Regions from separate parts of the Mus musculus genome. Here region 2 is linked to region 1. Evidence: chromatin loops called from intact Hi-C (ENCODE). Cell type or tissue: left cerebral cortex. All regions are shown on one strand. Links, peaks and the distances in the headings refer to the core of each region. The heading gives the core; the rest is flanking DNA. Region 1 holds the start of Pfkfb3 (6-phosphofructo-2-kinase/fructose-2,6-biphosphatase 3). Region 2 has its middle 33 kb from the start of Gm10851.

The links. Hi-C counts contacts between places; a loop is a spot of excess contacts. Peaks named below come from ENCODE experiments on the same cell type or tissue, not always from the same donor. Only the 100,000 strongest peaks of a DNase experiment are listed, where the experiment ranks them.
Region 2: a loop joins it to region 1, with 4 times the contacts of the local background. A loop is called at or near these places in 14 of 42 quality-filtered maps.

Annotation. Positions count from the first base shown.
Region 1 is chr2:11,494,042-11,505,676 of GRCm38, reverse strand. It overlaps Pfkfb3 (6-phosphofructo-2-kinase/fructose-2,6-biphosphatase 3), which reads left to right and starts at 3,587. Exons shown (of 18, transcript NM_001177753.1): 1 at 3,587-4,052. The coding sequence starts at 3,977. It overlaps Gm52500 (a long non-coding RNA gene), which reads right to left and starts at 3,667. Exons shown (of 3, transcript XR_003953759.1): 1 at 2,171-3,667; 2 at 1,401-1,523; 3 at 1-51. In left cerebral cortex, for the core only: CTCF peaks have their summits at 3,485 (motif pointing right) and 4,244; DNase peaks (open chromatin) are centred at 3,540, 4,238, 4,851 and 5,585; H3K4me3 peaks cover 2,500 bases; H3K27ac peaks cover 1,867 bases.
Region 2 is chr2:11,548,706-11,560,340 of GRCm38, reverse strand. It overlaps a transcript of Pfkfb3 not described here. Among named protein-coding and RNA genes, the nearest start is that of Gm10851, 33 kb to the right of the region's middle. In left cerebral cortex, for the core only: no CTCF peak of the experiment used is centred there; DNase peaks (open chromatin) are centred at 6,364, 6,741 and 6,918; H3K4me3 peaks cover 1,884 bases; H3K27ac peaks cover 1,481 bases.

The DNA.
Region 1 (11,635 bases), core at 3,253-5,752:
TGCTGCTGTTGATAACCACATCTTGGCGACTCTGGGAAGGACTTGGTGACACTGGCCAGAGAATAGAAACAAAGGTTGTGGTGAGAAAAACACTTCCATGTCCTTTTTGCTAAGGTTAGACCTGGCTCACTGAATTCACACATAGAGCACTCCAGCGTGTGTTAGGTGGGACATTTCACCCGGGGCAGCTTAACTGTGTCAGGTGAAGCTGAGTAACAGTCCGGTCTTCCTTTGCTTAGGGTTCTTCTCAGCGCTCTTGTGGGTGTGGGTGTGGGTGTGGGTGTGTAATATGACCACCTGGGAGGGACAGCGTTCTGCTGCTTGTGTCAAGTATGTGATCACCTTAACACACACACACACACACACACACACACACACACACACACGTACATACACACACACACACACACACACACACACACATGCACATACACACACATACACACACACACACACATACACACACACACGCACGCACATACACACACATACACACACATGCACATACACACGCACACACACATACGCACATACATACACACACGTACATACACACACACATGCACATAAACACGCGCACACACACACACACACACACACACACGGCTGGGAATGTCCCTCAGTTGGTAGAATACTTGCCTAGTATGCATGGAACTTCAGGTTCAGTCCTCAGCATCATATAAACCAGGCGTGAGGGCTCATGCTTATGATCTCTTGATGGTATGGGTTACATGAGACCCTGTTTCTAAAACAAAACAATTCACCCCGCACAAACCTTCTTCCTAACTGCCTTCCTTCCTCCTTGGTCTTTGACTCGATTCCTTGACCTTTCTAATCTCCAATCTTCCCTTCGCTCCTTCCTGTAGACAAGGGGTAGAGGGCTGTGGAATGTGGACTAGAATGCACAGTACTTTCTTTTGGCTTTAGCAGGGTCTAGATTGTGACTCAATCTAAAGGAAGTTGTCAATCAGTCCTAGTGATTGGAGTCACCTGGCTATAAGTCACCCGACTTAAAGAATGTTCACATTCTTGGCTGTGTCTTCTAAAGAGCTGAGTTCATAATATCCACCTGGGAACCTGGGAGTTAGTGAAGCCCTAGGGGACTGCGTTTGAGGTAAAGATAAGGGTGTATTAACAGAACTAAGGGAGGAATTGGAAGGATGTCTAAACAGCAAAGCTGAGGAGGAAACCTTTGAATGTAGGTGTAGCAAGGTTGGTCCTAAGGAGGATCATGTTGGAGCAGTTTTGCCTTCCACAAACACAGCTTTTACCTGTGGTTGCAAGCCGACAGCTTCAGAGGACCAACAAACAAGTGTGAATTCAGCTGTGTGCCTCACATTCCACCCTTTCCTAGATATCTGGAGCCCTAGGCAGGGTAAAGGTGATTTCCCTTTACCTACCTGGTAGCAGAAGTGACTGGAGAACTTAGTGTTTGTTCTGGGTACCCACTACATTGTTGACTCCAGGAAAGGAAAACTGCCCCATCTGAGAATGCTTAGCTGCCACCTGACTTGAGGACTGACCTTAAATCGAGAGATTTAAACATGATAAAAGAGAAATAAAAGATCGTTCTCCACTGGTACCATTCCCACCACGTTCTCCCTGGCGGTTCCCAGCAATCTGTTCCTAAGCTTTGACATCTGGCCATTTGCCTGGCTTGTAGGTGTGTGCAAACTCAAGCGGGCACCTGGGAACATGGCACAGGCCTGTAATACCAGGCTGAGAAAGGAGCAAGCTTGAGGCCGGCCTGGGCTGCATAGGAAAACTGTCTCAAACAAAGCAAAACAAACAGAAAACCTAGTGGAAACTTTACAAGCGTCCAGGTGCACTATGGTTATTGGGAGTCGGGAGTGGGGAGTCTCCTGGCAGGGATGCACTCTCACCCCCATCCCTTCCCCCTCCCCCTCAGCTTGCAAATACCAGTAAGGGAACCCTTCTGGAGACTACTAGATGTTTTCCTTGTCGAGTCAGTCCATTCTAATTTCAGGAGTGGAGCGAGATTCTCCCTTGGGCTTTCTAGGGTGTCACCTCTGGCATTTGCTCTCACTGAAGAAAAACAAGTTTAAATGTAATGCACCGGGTTTCTTTCTGAACAGCTGCCTGAGCACAGAAATCGGAAGGTCAGCAAAGCTGTCCTGGGGTTGGGGACAGGTATTGAGGAGGGTGGTACCGGAGAGCAGGGTGCAGGAATGGCGGTTAGAGCTGGGAGGTTCCCAAGGGCTACTCGCCAGGTGAGCTCCAGGTCTCCTAAGCTCGCCAGGCTGCCGGAGAAGGCAAGGCGGAGGCCCCAGGCGGGGCGGGCTGGGTTGGGAACAGAGCAGCTGCGCCCGCCGCCGGGGGGCCGGCGCCCTCCCAGCAGAGCATGCAGGACGTGCGCGACGTGTGGCAGCCTCTGCGCAGACTTTTCCACTGCAGTGTGGGGTTCCGCGAGCGCCTCCAATCACAGCTCAGCTTCACCGCGACGTGTGCAGCTTGCGCTAAGCAAGGCAGATCTTCTGAGCGGAGGCTTCCTTCGCTAAAATCACATTTAAAGTGTCTTGTCTCCACGGCCTCCCGTGCAGCGGTCCTCACCGAAAGATCCCTTAGATCGTCGCTGAATAAATGAACTCTGGCGGTTCAACGATTGCCTGTTATGCATGTATCTCCAGCCTATGCAAAGTGCAAAAATCGGAAAGGAAGCGAGGGCATGTTCACATCAAACAAAATATAGCCGGTGTGCTAGAGCGGGCGCGTGGGGGTTGGGTGGGTGACATGAATTTAGGATCTAGCTGTCCCTTGATAGTTACTTTGGGGCTCATAGTCCGGTAATGGGAGAGGGAATGGGGTCTACTTTTAATCACTACTTGCAGAAGGGGTATGGAATATGGCCCATGTTGAAAGGGAAAATAATACCAACCGCCCCCCGCATCCCAAAGTTCCTTTTCGGTCGAACCTTCCTTCCTTCCTTATTTATTTATTGCCCCCCTTCAAGCGCCAGGCACGGTAGCACTGAGTGAGGGGTAGCAACACTACCCAAGCATGTTTCCCGGGGATTCAGGAAAAGTATGCGCCCGTGCCCGGAGGTGGCAGTGTCAGCAATGGCAGGGGACATAGTGGGCGATAATGCACAGGTGTTACCAGGAGGCAGCTCTGACCTGCGTCTTCACTTGGACTGAGCCAGTCCCCAAATCATGTAACTATGGTGCATGGTGTTGGGGCTCCCACGGCTTGTAAGGCTGAACTGGGAAGATGCTTTTACATAGCTCTAGCTCTGTGTGTGTGTGTGTGTGTGTGTGTGTGTGTGTAGGGGTGGAGGACTGTCAACGAACCACATTGGACATTATCAGATCGCTGCTGCCTTCCAAGCACAGATGAGGAAAGTGGCTGGAATTATTTGGGGACTCCGTTCCTGTCTTGCGCCCTTAGGGAATAAACTTAGGGACGGAAAGGAGGACGAAAGAACCAGCCTGGGTTGCAGGAACAGAGCGTGCTGCTCTCGTCCACCCGCAGGGGGCGGCAGCAGGCTGTCTCTTGGCCTTGCCCACCCTTCTCTCCACGTGAAAGGGGGCTGGGACGCAAAGAATGCGGCCCGCCCCGAGGCTGACGCGCCGCGCTACCGGTCAGATCTTAAAAGGCCGGGCAGTGCGTGTGGCATCCCGACAGAACTGGAGAGGAGCAAGTGGCAGTGCTGGGTGTTGGGACCGTGGCTGTCACTGCGCTGGAGCATCCCTGAGCTTTTGAACAGAGCCGACTAGTCAGCAGTGCAGCAGCCGCAACTCCACGCCGCTCTCATCTGTCTCGTGTCTCCGCTCAGGCGATCCTTCCTCCGAGACTCCGCACAAAGCACATTTTCCAAAGCAGTGCAAGGGAGCGCCCAGCCGCGTGCAGGCGGACGCACCCTTCCTGTCCTTTGTTCCGGGGGGATCTGCTGCTGCTCTTCTCCCCAAGTCGGAGTCTTTCCTCCAGGGGTGGCGGGTCGCCGAATACAGCTACGAAGATGCCGTTGGAACTGACCCAGAGCCGGGTACAGAAGATCTGGGTGCCCGTCGATCACCGACCCTCGTTGCCCAGATGTGAGTGCAGGCAGCCACGTGGGGGGCTAGGTTGTAGATTGCGCCGCGTGCAGAGCCCGGCCATTGTGTGTGCAGCGGCTTTGTGCCGGTTCCCCTCTGCGGGAAGCGCACTCGTGCCGGTCGGCCCGGCCCGGCGAGGCGGGGGTGGCGGCCGGCTGCGTCTCCCAGGCTGGGCAGAAGGGGCGCTGTGGCTCCGGAAACCTCCTGTGTGCCCGGCCCGGCCTGGGCTCTCTGGGCCAGCGCCTCCCAGAGGCTGGAGAGACCTGGCTGCTCCGGAGTCACCCTGGCCGACTGCAGCAGGGGCGCGGCCGCCCACACCAACGCCCCCTTTTCTTTGGGTCTCCTCTGGTTCACGGTCTTTTTTCTTCCTCGGATCTTTGCACCTCTGTATATTTCCATCTTCGCCGTCACTCCCGTGACTGCAGATCCTTGGTTGCAGGGATGGTTTATGGGTTGGTGACTAGTGTTGTATTACAGACGCACTCGTTTACCCGGAGCACGGAATTTGCTGGCAGTTTCTCTTAGTGCCTCACCTGTTGCTGCTGTGAACGATTTGGGAAGGTTTCATTCACTTCCATCCCTAGATAGGAAGAGGTGCCTCTGGGAAGAGCGGATGGAATTGCTCTAAGGCAATGCTTCCCTCCCAGGCAGCAGGCCCAGGAGCCCACGGGGGTAAACAGGAGCGAGCTGCCCAGTGGACACGTTGCTCACATCACGTTTGTAGTTTGAGAATCTACTGGCAAAACTGGGAGGTGGTTTCCTGTCACCCTGGGACACTGGAACACCAGGCTGCAGGGTAGGTTTCTCTGCTGTCACGTTTCTCAGGATGGCCATCACAGGACATGACAGCTCTCGGAGCTTTGTGGGTCTGAGTCACTTACTGGTTTCCCTGCCTCCCTGTGGTGCAGTATGAGACCTCTAGCAGGTCTTCCCTGCTGGACCTGTGGGCTTCGGTGGAACTCTGTCCCCAAGACAGTCTCCTTTTCTTTTGCTCAAGTAAGTCAGAGGTAAGGGCTTGGCAAGGGTTCTTCCCCAAACCCTGTCAGACACGTTTATGCACCGGGGCCACCTTTATGAAAATGCCCCAGGGTAAAACCAAGCCTGTGGGACACCTATAATCTCATTACACTGTAGCTGGGAAACTAAGGTCAAAGAATCATGAACCTGGACTACACAGTGAGACCCTGTCAATAAATAATAATAATAATAATAATAATAATAATAATAATAAAAACAGGGAAAGTTGGTAAGTTGGTCAAATTTAGACAGCATGCTGCTTCTGGACTTTTTAGTCAGGCAGATTATAGCGTTTTCTATTTTTTAAACTGAAATTGGTCAAACAATAGGGCCTGGTTTTCTATGTATGTGTACAGCCATGTGATTGCAGAATACATTCTTCCCTTGTTTGGGTCTGAGAGAACCATGGCAGCTTTTGCAAGAACCCAAGTTCAGTGACACTGGCTCAGTGAAAGACATCACCGTGCAGCGGGGCCTCCCCCAGGCTGCAGACCCTGATCGCTAGATTCCACGAGCTTGCACGTCTGTCGGAGCTCAGAGATTTGCACAGAATTGCTGTTGGAACCATGTAGAGTTGAAAGCGGATGTGCCTAAAGCTGACAGATTAAGATGACCAGCTCGCTCACTTCTGGAATTCTTGTGTGTGAGACTGGTGTGTATGTGAAAGAATGTGTAGTCAGACACATTCTTTCACATACAAATATCTGCAGCCAGGGGTTTTAAAAGCATATCCGTATTTTAAATGTTTTTCCCCCCCTATACTAAATTTGGTTTTACTGCAATAGAGAAAATAGGTTTTTTTTTTTGTTTTGTTTTGTTTTTTTAAATAAGTTACTTCTTTTCTACTGACACTGGGAATCTTGTGGACAGACTGACTGTCTTTCCTTCCTTCCTTTCTATTTTTCTTTCTTCTTTCTGAGATAAGGTCTCCAGTGACCCTGGCTGGCCTGGCTTCAACTTAAATGGGATTAAGAGTGTGTGCTACCACACCCAGCCTCTTGTAGATTTTCACTCACCTAAATCTTTTTTTTTTTTTTTTTTTTAACTGTTTTTCAGAGCTGAATTGACTTAAACGTTCTATGATGTCTAGATGACAGTGAACTTGTGGTCCTCCTGCCTTCTCTCCCCAAACACTGGGATTATGAGCATTCACCTACTTGTCTGGATTACCTGGTGATGGACATTGAACCCAGAGCTTTATGAATGCTGGGCAAGAATGCTCCCAGCTACTGCTGCTGCAGTCCCAGCCCTGTGGTCTCCACATCAGAGGCTGACAGCCAGCTCCACGGTGGCTTAGTACTAGAGGGCATAGAGAAGATTGTCCAGATAAAACTAAAGAAACAGTCATAAACAACGAACAAATCCCAAAGGCCAGGAATAGTGGTGCACATAGTGGTGAGGGCCGGGCAGGTAGATCTCTGAGTCCTAGGCTAGCCTGGCCTCCATAGCCCAAGGATATCCTGGCCTCTATAGCCTGTCTTGAAATTAAAAAACAAAAGGACTGCAGGATGATATGTTTGTCTGAGGAGTGCAGAAATTGAGTGTCAAGTTTCTTTACCGACATTGTGATAAATGTTTCTTCCAAAACTGGAAGTGCCCATCAGTTTAAGCCACAATTTAGAGAGACATTACTGTATTTGCAAATGAGCTTAACTCAAACTGGCTTTCCTGTTGCCTGCACTGAAAATCTATAGCCTGAGACTTAGTTGGGAGTTGTCACAGTTTCCTCAGAGTTCCAAGGGATAGTCTGACTGCCCGGTGCAGAGTTGCCTTAAACAGCAGCTATCAAAAAATTATCTTAAAAAGTATTTACTCATTATTATGGGGGGCAGGGGGGAGGGTGGCACATGCCATGGAGTTTCTGTGGAGCAGAGCTGTTTAGAGGACAGCTCTATGGAGTTGACTCTCTAATATCCTTAAGTGGCCTCTAGCGATTGAACATAAGTCCTCAGGCTTGTAAGGCAAGCACTTTAACCCACAAAGCCATCTTACTAGCTTTCACCTTTGCTATTGTCCCTCAATAACATGGGAATAAGATGCCAGTTCATCTTGGATTATGATTTAGGATAGAATTTACATGAAGGAAGGTGGGTATGGAATTTAAAGGCTTACAAAGTTCTAACCTGCCTATGCCCAGCTGGGCATAGCTAGAACATTCATTCCATGAGAGCTCTGTGCAGTTCATTGTCACAATCAGTGTCTTAAACTCTGCCTTTGTCCAGGAAAGGAAAGGAAGACATGAAGAGCTGAAGATGTCCCAGATCCAAGGGGGTGGTGAGGCCTGGCTTTAAACTCTGTCCTGGACTCACTGAGTTGCATGTTGAGCACTGCCTCCCACAGTTATCAATAAGATACCCTGTCACAGTGTGTGGCAGAGATATGAGGTCCTAAAGTTCAAGGCCATTCATTGGGTATCAAATTAATTAGATATTAGGAGACAAAAGGTACATGGTAAGCAGTCCATGTACATTGTAACCATGAAGGAGAGGGTCTTTAAAAGATATATCTGTTATCTCTATTCTCCCTGTGCCACACATCCCAAGCCTACTCTACAGAGGCAAGCTCTTGTTATATTATCCCATCAGACTGGGAGGATGCTGCAGGTGGATCCAATGATGCTTTCATCTACTGAACAACCATGTGGCGTGTGTTGCCTTCTGTTGCTGGTATTCATTGTGTTCTGAGGGCCTGGCAGGTTAAGCCCATTTTCCGAGAGATCTTCATGTGGTAGTATACCTATAAGGTCAAGGTAGGTCTTGTTTCGCCCTTGGTTGATGGAGATAGAGTGAGGTGGTTCCTGAGGAAAGTCTCAGTTCCCAGGAGTGATGATGGAGCCCTTCAGGGTCCACAGCTGACCTAAATGTATCTATCCTTCCTTCCTTCCTTCCTTCCTTCCTTCCTTCCTTCCTTCCTTCCTTCCTTCCTTCCTTCCATGTGTTTCCCATGAACTTGTAGTTGAAGCATAACTCACATGCTTGCACAAAAGGATGATGAAGATGGCTTAGCATCCTTGTCTAGTGTTGATGTTTTGCAAAGCATCAGGTGGAACCGAGCACGGATGAGGTGTGGGGTATCTTCCACAGCAAAGCAAATTTTCGGAAAAGAAGTTGTGGGTATCAGGTGGTGGGATGTTTAAGTCAGCTGTATCCACACCTGCACTTGGCCACATGTTGTTGAAGATATTAATCACTTAATGGAGGAAGAAGAGTTGAAGTTAGGACCCAGGAGCGTGTTTGTCTCGCAACAGTGCTATGGTAGACGAGTACTGTTGAAGTTGGGGGTTTAATCATGCGTCAGGCTTTCTCTTCCCATAATTTGCTCTTCAGCCATGCTATCCTGTAGTTCACCAGCTGGTCGGGTTTCCTTTCTGTATAATTACCTACAGGATGCTGGCACATGCAGCAAGATTGCATTAAGAACTAACGACAGTAGGACTAGTATGTGAGTAAGCAGCAGGTCTGAGTTCAGTGGTACTCATCAATAATGCTGACCTCAAGTGTGTCCACCTGTCATCCTTTCCATCTGGCATCCAGAGCACTGGGCTCATGAGTATGTGAGCATATAAGCCTGATGACATTGTAGGTGCTGGCTCAGCTCTCCGGACCTGGTGGCTTTCTGTGGCTCTTACTTAGGGAACCATGCTTTGGGCAGGACTTTCATTCTGAATCTCCCAAGGGCGTGGAGGTCTTAAGACAATGACTTCTTTCCACTTAGATTGGCTATTTTTCTCATTGCTGAGACAAAACCAACTTCTGGGAGGAAGTGTTTATTTTGACTAGTTTGAGGGTTGGAGTTGTTGTGGCTGGAAAGCAGTAGTAACAGGAGTGTTAGGTAGCCGACTGCATCTGCAGTCAGGAAACAGAAAGATTTGAATGTTGTTGCTCAACTCCCTTCTCTTTACTCAGGCTTACCCACACCCATGGCATGGTGCCACCCACAGTGTGGGCCTTCCCACTTCAGCTAACCCAATCCAGGAACATTTTCATAGATACTGTGGGGTGTGTTACCATGGTGATTCTAAGCCTAACCAAATTGACAAATGGAGATGAAGCATCACACACATTCCAACAGAACATCTGTGTATTCCTTTATGCTCATTAAAGTTGATAACTAAATTTGCTGCTAAATAATAGAATAAAACAAAACAAAAAACCACCTGGTTAAAAAACCCAAATATTTATGTAAAAGGAAAAGAGGCATTATTTGTTTGTCTTTAAAAACTCTTTGTTGAGCTGGGCGTGGTGGTGCACTCCTTTAATCCCGGCACTTGGGAGGCAGAGGCAGGCGGATTTCTGAGTTCGAGGCCAGCCTGGTCTACACAGTGAGCTCCAGGACATCCAGGGCTATACAGAGAAACCCTGTCTCGAAAAACCGAAGAGGGGAAAAAAAAACTTTGTTGAACTCAATATATTGAGTTGGTTGGAGGAAGAAATAGCAGAGTTAGGGACTGGATCCAGGGAAGTTGTGAGATGCAGGATGAGGGGTCATGGTTGATGACTCTTTCTCAGTGGTAAAACTGTGTATGAAGAAGAGAACCCGAGGGCAGGTTGCAATAGGTGATGAGGCCAGGGAGACCCTGGAGCTGGGTTGTGAGTTTGAAAACGGTCTGTGGTAGCGATACTAGATTTATCTGGACAGATTCGTTCATCTTACCGTGCTGGGATGTCCGGGTGAGGGAAAGCTACGCTTCGTTTGGCAGCTGCTCTGAGCTCCTCAGCTTTGAGCATGTGGTAAGGATGAATGGCTTTTGCTTTGTCAACTAAGGGAGTGATCTAGGTTTATTTCATTGACATCTAGCAGAACTCTGCTGAGTCCACAGTATTGTCTTTTCCCCCTTCCAAAGTGTCTACTGCCAGCGGGATTTATTCCTACGATTAGTAGATCGACATAATCCCTGACCTGATAACTCAGTCAACTTGTACCTCTGAGTCCCTGACTCAGTTCCAACAGAAGCAGTCTATGCACACTAGCATATAAGGGTGCCTGTCTCCAGGCAGCTCTGGATGCTTTCAGTAGCAATGTCTCAGTGGGGTCATAAGGGAGGAAGAAGGGACCCATTGGCTGGAGGGACAGGAGCTTCTGTCCTCTAGGAACCTGTTCTTTCCAGAGCCTCTGGAATGCATTCATTGGGTACGTCTCTAAGGGCTGTCTTTCGCTTATGAATTCTCTTGTCTAGATAGCTTCACACTCGTCACCTAGGACCCCATGGTCAAGGAGAACACATAGCTCTGCTTCTACACAGACCCTAGCCTGCAGATCTAAAGCGAAAGATCCACGCTGGGTCTCCCCCTATGCTTAGCCTTCCCATGGACCTCTATCTAAATCTGACATCTGTCTAGATTGCTGGTACGACTCTCCTCTCTTTTCCTGCAGGCTGTGCAGCCTGTCTGGGACAGGAGAAGGCCAGCTGAGCTCTTAGCTGGCAGGCAGCCTCTTTGGCTTGTGAGCTCACTTGTCACCAGGATGCAGGAGTCGCCCGAGAGTCTCAGGGGCAAAGACACAGCCAAGGAAATGTTGGAACGTTAGTTTGTCTAGCAGGATTCCTTTGGCTGCTTTCTAAAAACCCACGTCCCTGATGCTTTGTCTCATTGTGATTCTAAGGCTATACGGGTCACTCATTCATCACAGGCAAGAACATCTCTGGGAGCCTGCCTGGGACTTAGTGACCAGCTTACTTAGGACCGTCTGACTGGCTATTACCTTGGCAGCCTCAGGCATCCCTTTGAACCTGGCATCCATCAGATCCTGGCAGCAGAATGGAGCGGGGGGGGGGGGGGGCTGGCTAGGAAGGTCGTGAAAGGCAGAGGCATGGTGCCCAGCCAGGGGGCCCAGCATTCTGGGTCCATGACCTACTTTTACTCGATAAGCTCTATTTAATTTTTTATTTAGAAAAGAAAGTCTCAGTGCAGTTTAGAAAATGTCTTCCCTCTTTTCTGGGTCTCACTCAAGTCTATTTCCTACCTGTTGGTTCAATTTACATGTTTAATTGGGAAATCATCTCTCCCCAACGCTAATTTTACCCTTCCTGGCATTGGGGTCCCATCTTTGTACCCCCATGAGTGCTCTTCCACCATTTTGTTAGGGATTGGAACACCCTGTCTGGGGCTCAGTTCCTCCCTGCCTGATTGTATATTTGCTTTCAGAACTACCATTAAACTGCCATTGCCAATATTACTTGAAAAGTAAGACTGAACTCAGGCCAAAGGGAGTGGCCATTAGGTGGGGTTGGGGTGAGGTAATCCCATTGGGTCATCAGACAGATAGCAGGGGCTTTGGCATGTGGAATGACATCATAACTTTAGAGCTATTCTTTTGTGTTGCTTTGAGACAGTTGCCCATTGTTGCCCAGGCTGGCCTGGAACTAAATGCGTAGCCCAAGCTGGCTTGGAACTCAATTGTGTAGCACAGGATCACCTTGAACACTCAATCTTCCCGAGTCTGTCTCCTAAGGACAGGGATTACTGATATGTGCCACCATCCTCAATTTTGGTCCTATACTTCAAAATATGTCTTTCGGTATAGGACTCACACCATTAAGTTTTGCTGTTTGATGAATGATCCCTTTC
Region 2 (11,635 bases), core at 5,949-8,448, 52 kb before region 1:
GCCAGTAGGCACAGAAAGAAAGAGCAGAGTTTCATCACCTGCAGTAGCAAGCACCCAAATGCTTCCCACAGCCATACTCCTTAAAGCAAGTGCGGGAGTGTTATCCCAGGGGTCCGCATGCCTAGGAAAGTGCTTCATGATAGGCTCGTTCCTGTGCATGCTCCCAAAGGTGAGAATTCCTCCATGGTAGATCATTGGACAGTTTTTGGACATTCTTAGTTTAAGGTCTAGCGCAGATATTTGAAAAATTATCCCGGCAGAAAGGGGGCACTTTGGGGCATGCTCAGTTCACATCATAAATGTGGTGGAGAGGGCATGCTCAAATCATGAAGTTCTAGATGGGAGAAAGGAGAGGTCACTTTGAAGGTGTGTTTCTGTAAGACTGTCCCCTTAAAGGTGCCTGTCTCACGCAGCTGCTAATAACTCTCCGTTTGGGACGCACTCCTCATTCTTGGAGGGTTCAAGATAGAGGTCACTGTTCTGAAACAACTTACCAATGGAGGGGAGGGCCTTGTACCTTCATACTACACTGAGTGTAACTTTTTTCTATATATGTGGGCCACGGCACATGCGTGGAAGTCAGAGGACAGCTTTTGGGAGTCCTTCTGAAATGTGGGTCCTGGCATTGAACTCACGCTGTTAAGCTTGGCAGAGCCTGCCTTTACCCTGGGGAGCCATCTCTGCCGTTAGGTGATTATGCTTCCTTGCTGCCTCAGTTTCTACATCGAGTGTTCTTTTTAGATCTAGTTCCCTGGGGAAGGAACTTTCCATACAATATTCTAAAGGGCCCGCTTTTGAGTTTCTCTTTGCAGGCATCTCTGACGCAGGCTAAAGCAAGAGATAACACATTTTTAATCAAATCTCATGAGCTTTTGACACCGTTTAGCCGCTGTAACCTTAAGTGTACAGTTGGTTCTTTCAGTTTTGCTAGATGGCTGAGGTCTCTGTGTCCTATGTCACCTTCGTTTCACTCCTGGCATCTGGAAAATTCAACACACCATCTTTGAAATAAGAGCGAATCCACTGTGTTTTGAAATCCATTTTAACTCCCCTCTTTCCTGTTCTGCTTCTATCCTCCTGCGTAAGTGTCTACAGGGCCTGCTTCTATCCTCCTGCATAAGTGTCTACAGGGCCTGCTTCTATCCTCCTGTGTAAGTGTCTACAGGGCCTGAGGAGGTAGCTCAGGAGGTAGAGTGCCTGACTAACATATAGGAGTGCTTGATCGGCCGCAGCACATCAACCAGGCATGGTAGGACATAGAAGACACACCTATAATCTCAACACTTGGGAAGTGGAGGCAAGAAGGTCAGAAGTTCAAGATTACTCTCCACCATGTAGGGCACTCAGGGCTAGCCTAGGCTGAAGATCCTGTCTCAAAAAGGAAAAATTTAAAAACCCCACAAAACCGAAGAAGAGATGTTAAATCTTCCCGGGACAGCTGGCGTGACTGTAAACACCATTTGTCAAGTTCTTTCCAGGCAGCACGCCTTCAACTGGCATTGTCTCTTCCCATGGGCACAGGTGGCCTCGCTGATGTTACTGTCCTTACAGTTTGGATGTGTGAGATTCGTTCTGCTCTTCTTTAAATGTGAAGTCTCTATGACTCCAAGACGCTGGCTGTACAGTGTGTCCTTTCTATAGAAATTGAACTATAAGCAGATTTAACAACTGCTCAGCCCACCTTTCTAGCTCGTCTTGCTCTTTTTGCCCCTGCTATGTCTCTCTCTGTGTGCGACATAGCAAACTTATCGAGAGGCAGATGTGCATGCAAAGCACCTGGTTAATCTCTGCAGCCCAACCTGCTGACTTAGTTGCATGGTCAGTCATTATTTACATTTTTAAAAAAGCTTTTGAACAATGAAATATCATATCCAGTGTTATTTCCAGGCTCTGACTTCCCTCTCTACATCCCCCCTCCCAGCTTGTACCTTTTCTTTTTCTGATAACCCAGTCAGTGTTTCCCGTGTGTGCACATATGTGGGACACATTTCCTAGACACAGTGGCTCTCCCTTCTCTGGCAACTATCAGCTGCCAGTAGCCCCCCAGGAAGAGGAAGAGTGGGGCCTGAATGGGATCTCACCTACCCCAGCTGGGCTGGGATTTTGGCTGTTTGACCTTGGGCAGGTCTGGTGCAGGCAACCTGGGCTGCTGAGAGCTCATTAGTGTGTCAGCCATACTGTGTTCTGAAGGACACATTTCACAATGCTCAGCCTCTTCCTCTACTCTTACGTGATTGGGGAGTCTTCTTTATTATTTTTAAGTCTGTCCTCTGATGCTCCTACAGTCCAGCTGGCGTTTCATGGTTATTTATGACCTGGAGCAATCTAAGGTCCTCTCTTCCTTAATTAATTTCATATGTGTATATTTATATATACATACATTGATAGTATACATATGAAAATAAATATATACATACATATGTATATACAGTTAATGCCTGTTCTTTTCTTTCTTTCTTTTCTTTTTCTTTTCTTTTCTTTTTTTTTTTTGTTTTCTTTGTTGTTTTATTTTTCAAGACAGGGTTTCTCTGTGTGGCCCTGGCTGTCCTGAAACTCACTCTGTAGACCAGGCTGGCCTCGAACTCAGAAATCCGTCTGCCTCTGCCTCCGCCTCCCAAGTGCTGAGATTAAAGGCGTGCACCACCACCGCCCAGCTAATAAATCCATTTCTAAGAGGGGAGTGGGACACTTAGGAAAATATAGAAACGTTTTAGGGGCTGAGTGTATGAAGACGTGGATTCAAGTCCCAGCTCTGCATAAGCTGATCTTGGTGGTGTACTGCTGTGAGTTTGAGGCCAGTCTGATCTACACGGTGATTCCAGGTTGCCAAGGCTACATAATGAGATCCCATTAAACAAACAATCAAACAAACAACAAAAGGTGAAAGTGACTCAGCACTTGGCCCTAAATGGGATGGATGTCTATATCAAGCCTCCCCCTCTCCCCCAAGGTTCAGGGATCACTTCAGAGGAGTTGGTGGAAAGACAGTAAGAGCCAGAAGTAGGGGGCTGACAAGGTGGCTCAGAGGATAAGAGCACTGACTGCTCTTCTGGAAGGTCCTGAGTTCAAATCTCAGCAACCACATGGTGGCTCACAAACACCGGTTATGAGATCTGACACCCTCTTCTGGTGTGTCTGAAGCAACAGTGTACTTATTTATAATAAATAAATCTTTGGGCTGGAGCAAACAGGGACTGAGTGAGTGGGGCCAACTGGAGCGAGCAGAGGCCCTAAATTCAATTCCCAGCAACCACAAGAGGGCTCATAACCATCTGTACAGTTACAGTGTACTCATTTATATATTAAAAAAAATTAAATAAACCTTTAAAAAGAAAAAGAGCCAGAAGTGGTGAATGACTTTATATAAACAGCATTTTCCATGAACAACAGGACTGGTGAACACATGAACTCACAGAGATGCACAGTACACACAAGACCTGTGAGAGTTCAATCTGAATAAAATCCCAGCGCAGAGGGGAAGTGAGCACAAAGTCCTAGCCCTAGCCATGGCCCTATTGAGATTGGTGGATAGCTTCTGAGAGAGGCACAGTCTGTTTTCTTCAAAACTGTGACACTGGCTGCATAGAAGGAATTGGAGGGAGGAAAAAGAAAGGGGGGAAATTATGTAAGTGTATTTAAATTTTAAAAATGATAAATATTTGGCTCTAATATTCAGTAAAATTCAGTATTTTAAGGTCCTGTTCAAGAAGTAAAGATGGTGGACGTATTTGGGGTGCATGCTTAATTAAAAGTAGTGGAGTATATCTTCAAATGCATAAAGTGGGGGGGGGGGCTGGAGAGATGACTCAGTGTTTAGAGCATGGCTGCTCTTCTAGTGGACCCAGGGTTGATTCCCAGCACCCACATGGAAAAGCACAGTCACTCTAGTTCTGGGGGTCCTGATGCCCTCTTCTGGTCTCCAAGGACAGCGGATGGTCTCCAAGGACAGCAGATGGTCTCCTGTGCAGATACATAGAGCACAGACATACAGGACACAACCACATCAAATGAAGAAGTAAGTTAAGTAAGGAAGTAAATGAACTGTTTGAAAAGGTGTCAAATGGCAGCAGGAACATTTTGGGGACATCAAGGTAGCAAGCAGTAAGCCTCTGGCTGTGCACAGCTTTTGTAAAAGATTTAGTTGGAAAAAAATAGTGCAGGACACTAGGAAGGTCCATTTTTATAAGAATTTGACTCAGCTAACAATTCCGTGAGATGCCACCTCAGGCTAGTTGCTTCTTTCTCCGTGGCATTGTCTTACTTCAAAATGAAGGATGGAGTTTGGACTAGAGTCCAGAAAGCATGGCAGACCTTGACACTGATTGTAATTAGAAAAGAAGAAAGGACACCCCTCCCCCATAGTCGCTCCCCTCCCATTCCACCTGTTGTAAGCCAGGCCGAGGTCTACATGAACCGGGTATTTCTGGAAGGCAGGCTGGGGTTGAAAGAGACTTAGACTGTGAGAAAAGATAATGAAGCCAAGACAAATTTTTCTGATCAAGGTCTGCAACTTTACTAAGAGAGTGTGTTTATAAGGGGGAAGGCCCATCCCCTCCCCCCCCCCCCCCCCCAGTCCATTCTTGGTGCCTGGAGCCATTCTGTCAGCACTTGGTTGCCAGGCTGATTGCTTATTCAGGAATGGCTCAGGAAGACAGGTTCAGCTTCTTGGCAGGTAGCAGAATCTCAGGGCAGTTGACACTTCAAAAGAAGCCAGCCAAAGTCGGAAAGCTGCACCGCAGGTGGCCCCACCTCAGTGGCAACAAGGTCTGTGCCAGCCCGCTTCAGGCTGAGGGAGGCGCTACACTCACCTAGACAGGACTGTTTACTAAATGGAGAGCCAACCTCTTGTCATTTGAATGGATGTTTTAAAGACTAGAAGTTCAGGTGATTCCTCATTTCTTCAGAATGCAACATAAAATAACACTTTCCTGCAAGGCAAAGGCATTCACCCCAAGAATTCTAGCCCTTAGGGGTGACAGACAGAAGGAGCAAGAGTTTAATGCCAGCCGGGCGTGGTGGCCCATGCCTTTAATCCCAGCACTCGGGAGGCAGAGGCAGGCAGATTTCCGAGTTCAAGGCTAGCCTGGTCTACAAAGTGAGTTCCAGGGCAGCCAAGACTACACAGAGAAACCCTGTCTCGAAAAACCAAAAAAAAAAAAAAAAAAAAAGTTTAATGCCTGGACACAGATTCCATCTCAAAGAGACAAAAGAAAGGGAGGGAGAGAGGGAGGAAGGAGATAGGAGGGAAGAAAAAAAAAAAGAAATAGAGAGTATATATATGGACTGGAGAGATGCCTCAGTGGTTAAGAGCACTGACTGCTCTTCTAAAGGTCCTGAGTTCAATTCCCAGCAACCACATGGTGGTTCACAACCTCTTCTGTTGTGTCTGGGAAACAGCTGTAGTGTACTCACATAGATAACATAAATTTAAAAAAAAAAACAACAATCAAAAACAAACAAACAAACAAAAAAGAAAGTATATCTACCACACCATTTAACAGAAATTAACTTTCTGAAGTGGGGTGTCTCATAGGATGGTCTTGAACTCTTGGGCTCAAGCAATCCCCAGCAGCTTTTCTGTGTGCTAAGTCAGGCTGGCCTAGAAGGGGCAGCGGACCTGCTTCCAACCTTCAAGTACTGGGATTAATTACCAGCCTGAGGACAGCGTACCCAGTTTGGTTAGTTAGTGAAAGCCTTAATTAAGTTAAAAGAGGAGCCTGCTTTGGGGTGTTTGGGTCAGTCACTGTCCAGGCGGTTGCCTTGTTGTCAGCCTCGCAGAGCAGAATGGACTGAATAAAGGTACTTCCCACTTCTCAAACCCTAAGCAACCCTTTCTCCTGACAGATTATCAAACTGTGGGTGAGGATCTGTTCCAGTCTCTGGAGAAACAAATCATTCATTCATCTCCATGACCTTACAAATGAACACTTCCATCAGGTGTGCCGGGTGTAGGTGCTGGGGGCTGGATATGGGAGCAGTAAAGGTGACAAAGTAATTTACCACGAATACTGTCAAACATGGGCTTTTCTAGGCTGCTCTCTCGGCCTTTATTTAGTGTCTATACAAGTCAACCAGCTATTTGAACGTCCCAACTTCATTAAGGCAAGAAAGATAAAATTCCTCCAAGTCTCTTCCTTCACCACACAGCCCGAAGGAACTGGTGGATGGGCTCATTTGCATCTCCTTCCAGGCTTCCATGCTTGGTCTCTGCATAGGCAGTCAGCTCTAGGCTCGGGGCGGGACCAGGTCGCCCACCCCGGCCTCCGGGTCGCCGCCCGCAAGCTCCCAGAGCTCACGGGTGACGCGACTCCCGCGCTTCCTGCTCCGCGGCGGAGCCTCCTCCGCGCCGTGACGTGCCAAGCTGTGACCAAATATGTCCCTTTCCCCTCCCTCGCCGGCCCCATCGCCCGCAGGCCGCCCCGAGCCTCGGGGCTGCCACTTGGACGTCCGCCTGCCCGAGTGTCGCGGGCCAGATCCCTGCGCAGCGTCCCCGGCGCGATGCCCTTCAGGAAAGGTAGCGTCTCTCGGGGTCCCGTGTGTTGAGACCCTGGTCCCCTCGGGTTCCGCCTTGCCTCCTCCTGCCCTGCACTGGCCACCCTGCCGCGCGTTACGCCCCTTCGCTCTGCCCTCCAGCCTTTGCACAGTCCCTGGCAGCCTAGTAGTGTCCGCGGCTACACCACGTGGATGCGGGAACCGGGGCTGGGCTGGGAGGCGGGGAGCGCAGCGCTAATCGCCGTACTTCTAGCGAACCCCAGGATCCTATTGCCTCTCAGCCCCGGGATGCAGAGGGAATGCTGAGCCGAGGATCTTGGTGTTTCTTTCTGGGGAAACTTGTGCCATTCTGATGTCCGGACCTCGGCAGACTGAGGGGGCCAGGACAGAGACTGCAGAGGGGAGGAGGCCGTGTTGCCGGTGCCAGCAGATCTTATGCTAGCTCTGCCTCCGCATTGTCACCCTGGGGAAGTAATTTTTACTCCGCACTTTTCAGTTTCCTGCTCAGCAAAATGGGCACAGGAAGAGAGCTGGCTGTGGGAGGACGGCAGAGCATAGAAAGAAGCAAACTGGTGCTCCTCTGAGGTCTGCCTGGTAGGACCACACGCAGTACCAGTTCTAGGCTTTGCAGGCTCTGCCCACGGCCACTGCTGCATCTAAGGTCATTCAACTTGGCACTCGGCCCTGCAGGCCAGTAGATTCCCATGGCTCCCTGCGGGGGTCACCAGAGTATTCGGTCCCATTTTACAGGCAAAGTTATGGAGGACCCACCCGGGTGACTGCTTAGAGCTGCTTAGAGCTGGGTTGGACTCCATGCGGTGATGCTCAGGCCAAAGCCTGAGTGGTAGCGGCAGAAGCGGAGAGTGGCCGGGGAACTTTCAAACCTGGACTATCTGACGTGTGCACTTTTGTTTGTGTTAAGAGGAACATTATTAAAGACCCAAGGCTCAGCAGGGCTGGATGGCTGGCATGTGCCTGTAACCCCAGTGCTTCGGCAGGTGGGGGAGAGATGGAGGCAGGAAGATCAGAAATTTAAAGCCTTCTAAACTACAGAGCAAGTGGGAGGCCCCTGGGACTACTTAAAACCTTGCTCAAGACAAACGAAAGCTGCCTAAGGCTCTCCCCTGGGGGGCCTATGGATTGTGGGTAGACGGAAAGAAAGCAAGACTCTCCAGGTGCTGGGCCAACGGAGCGTGGCTCTCCCAGCTGCCTCCACCCACCGTTCTTGCCGAGCTTCTCTTCTTTCATAATTCAGGTTGAATGGGCAGGTTATTTCTGTGGTTGCTGGGAGGCTAGAGTGGCCTTTGCCCCTCACTAGCACGGAGTGCTAAGGTACTAGTCCCAGCTCTGGGCTGTGAAGAGGACTGGCTGACACTCCAATGCTGGAGATATGGAAATAGGGGGTGGGGGGAGGGCATCGGTCATAGAGCAGGGCTGAGCAAGGCTGTTAACTTCTCTCAGCTGGTGATGGGTAAGCCCACAGCCACTGTCCTCAGGGTCTCTGTTGACCCACGCATACTGTGGCCACTTTCTCCCTGGACTGTCTTTCTTGAGGGTGTCTCACCTCATTAACTACATGGTGAAGAGTCTTTGATCCATTGATCTCCTAGTCTCCCTGTCCCTCCCCCTCCCCTCCCCAACCTCTCTCTCCCCCTCCCTTTCCCCCTCTACCTACTTCTCCCTCCCCTCCCTCCTCTCCCTTTCCTCCTTCCTTCCCTCTTCCTCTCCCCCTTCTTCTCCCTCTCCTATTTATGACCTTGCAGTCTCTGGTGGGCAAATTGAAGGAAGGCAAAGATGTCTGTCAGTCATCCCAGTGTTTAGGGGATTACCTTACTAATTAAGGTCTGAAATAATTAGGCTGTTCAATTAGGTTTTTTTTTTCGGGGGTGGGGGAGGGGGTGGGGAGTGAGTCTCCTATAGTCCTGGCTGTCCTGGGACTCAATATGTAGACCAGGCTGGCAAACTCACAGAGATCTACTTGCTTCTGCCTCCCAAGTGCTGGGATTAAAGGTGTGTGCCACCACACCTGAATCTCAGTTATGTTTGAATAAGATTTTGCCTCATTGCTTGCTGTGGTGACACATTCTCATTATGCTAGGTAGATAGATGCAGGATGTTCAGGAGTTCAAAACTTTTTTTTCTTTTTCTTTTTCTTTTTTCTTTTCTTTTTCTTTTTCTTTTTCTTTTTCTTTTCCTTTTCTTTCTTTTTTTTTTTTTTTTTTTTTTTTTTTTTTGAGACAAGGTTTCTCTGTATATCCCTGGCTGTCCTGGAACTCACTTTGTAGACCAGGCTGGCCTCAAACTCAGAAATCTGCCTGCCTCTGCCTCCCAAGTGCTGGGATTAAAGGCGTGTGCCACCACTGCCCAGCTAGGAATTCAGAACTTTAAAGATAGGATAGAATATAGTTCAAGCTGGCTTCACACTGGATGCACACTGGAAGCTGGCCTTGAACTCCCAATCTCCCCAAGTCCCGGATTGCAGGCATGCGCCTTTATCTCAGCAAGTAGTTTATTTATTTTTAAAAAGAGAGTTAACTGATTTTGTTGATTATTAGATGATAACGATTATGTTTGCCAACCAAGTTAGGCTCTTCTTTTGCTCCTTGTTTTAATCTGAAGAAGTGTCTTTACCCACTGAGCCATCTCACTGCCACTGAGTTGTAAACTCTTAGCAGTAACTCAGCAAGTAGGAATTGCTGGGACCTGCGGTGTGGTTTGTGTAGGTGTCCTGATTAACCATGCTCTGAAACTGCCTGCAGGTGACAGGGTCAGTTATGAAAGGGACACTCTATCCCATCCCAACCCCGAGCACAGGTAGAAGAAGCATATGTGGATCTATAAGTTTTTTTTATTTTTGAGCCGTTTGAACATATTAAGTGTTCAGAGTATAATTAAAAATAATAGGAAGGGCAGGGTGGTGGTGGCACACGTCTTTAATCTTAGCACTTGGGAGGCAGAGACCGGTAGATCGCTATATGTTCTAGGCTAGCCTGCTCTAGAGAGTAAGTTCCAGAAAAGCCAAGGATACACAGAGAAACCCTGTCTCCAAAAACTAAAAACAAACAACAACAACAACAAACAACTCAACAACAAGAATAGCACACCAATAAAAACATCATTTCTTCTTTCCACCCCAGACCAAGTGCAATCAAGTAGAGGAGCCTTCTTCAGTGGTCCAGGCGGAGGAGGCTTTCTTAGTGAGTCAAAGGTCAGAAAGGGATGCTTGCTAAGCCCATCCTTTGATATGGCTCTATGTCTTTAATATTTAATTACTTATTATTATTGTGTGCTCATGAGTGTGAGTGCAATGAAGGTCAGAGGACCACTGTGGAGTCGGTTCTCCTGCTGTAGCTTCCAGGTATTTAGCTCAGGTCTTCAAGCTTGTGTGGTAAGAGCCTTTGGCTATTGAGCCTCCACAGCCCTCTTTCTATGCCTTGACAACCACTCAAAAGGTCTGGGACCAGCCCTGTCAGGGGCTTAGAAGAAACATGTCTCAGGCAAGCTGAGAAGAGAAGAGTGAATCTTCCAGAGTAAAAAGCCTTTTCTGGAAGATTGTGTAGGATACAGGGAAACCCCACTGGTCAGTGAGAATGCTGTGTATTCTTAGGCCCAAGATGCTGAGGGCCATAGTAGCTGTCTGACTGAAGTCCTGACCTCTCGTGGAGGATGCAGGCAGCTGGCAGCAGCCGGGCTTCAGGGAGGACGCTGTGAGACCCTGTTTGCCTTTCTGTTCTCATAGCATTGGCAGTCCTGGAGCCAGGAGCCTGATGGTACTATCCACACAGGTCAACCTGCCTGGCTACACTGCAAGGTACATTGCCCTAGGATGGACAGTGGATTTGTTGGGACCACAGATATCAACCTTAGGTGCCTCACCCGCAGGGAGCACCCAATAACATGTCCTGAACTTCACTAGGGCAAAGTTGAGCAACTGCATGCCAAGTCATACATTCATCTTTGAAACGGTGTACCAACATTTTCCAGATAGACATGGGGTTCCCTCCTGGGAGCTCACCTCCTATGTTATCCAACAAGTGCCAAGACTGGAAGGTCAGAGGTTGGCATGGGGCGGTGAATCTGACTCTGCTGGCAGGGTTCATGCAGAGCATATACTAGGTGCTGGGTCCAATCTCAGCCCTGCATAAACCCTGTGGGGTGGTACACACCTATAATCCCAGCACTGGGGAGGTGGAAGCATCATACAAGGTCAGCCTTGCCTACATAACAAGTTCAAGTCCTACCTGAGACTGTACTGGAGGAGAAGGAGGAGGAGGAGGAGGAAGGAGGAGGAGGAGGAGGACTGCGAACGAAAATTAAGATGTGTGGAAAGACATGTTTATAATCCCAGTACTCAGGAGGCCGAGGCTGGCAAATCTGTGAACTCAAGGCCGACCTGGTTACATAGTAAGACCTTGTCTCATGAAATCAAAACCTTGTGCATGGTGGTGCAGTCCTACAAGCCTGACCCTTGGGAGGCAAAAGCAGGATTTCAGTGAGTTTGAGGCCAGCCTCGATTACATGAGACCCTGTCTCAAAACAAACAACCAAACAACCTAGCAACACTCTTCTGTTTTTCTCTACTCTCTTTAATACTAACTCTAGTTTAAAAACAAACAAACAAACAAACAAACCCTAAAACCAAAAAAACCCAAAACAAACAAACACACACACAAACAAACAAACAAAAAACCAAATAGAAGTCGTAACAGAGAGGTAGTTTTGAGATTTTGGTTTTTAAGAATAAACGCCTCCCCCCACCCTCTCCTCACCCCTGTTAAAGAAACTAGACTGTAGATGGAGAGAGATGTGTCTGACCAGCTGTGATGGATGAAGTCACAGCCTCTCTCTGAGTTTGGTGTTGTGGTGATAGTAAGGGACCTCCCGCCTTTCTGCCGCAGACCCCCGTGGTGTGACATTTTATAATATGGGTGGAGGGAGGAGTGTAGGGCCAGATCGCCTCATACACTGAGGTAGTACATGACACTTCAGCTAGGCATCTTGTCTCCCCACTGGTCTCCAGGGTGACTGCGGCTGTCATGAGGGAAGACTTTCGGTATTAGGGCTGACCAAGAAGCAGGACTGTAGAAACTGGTTTTGAGATCGGCTGGAATAGGAGAAGTTAGGAAATGTGAGATCTAAGAGA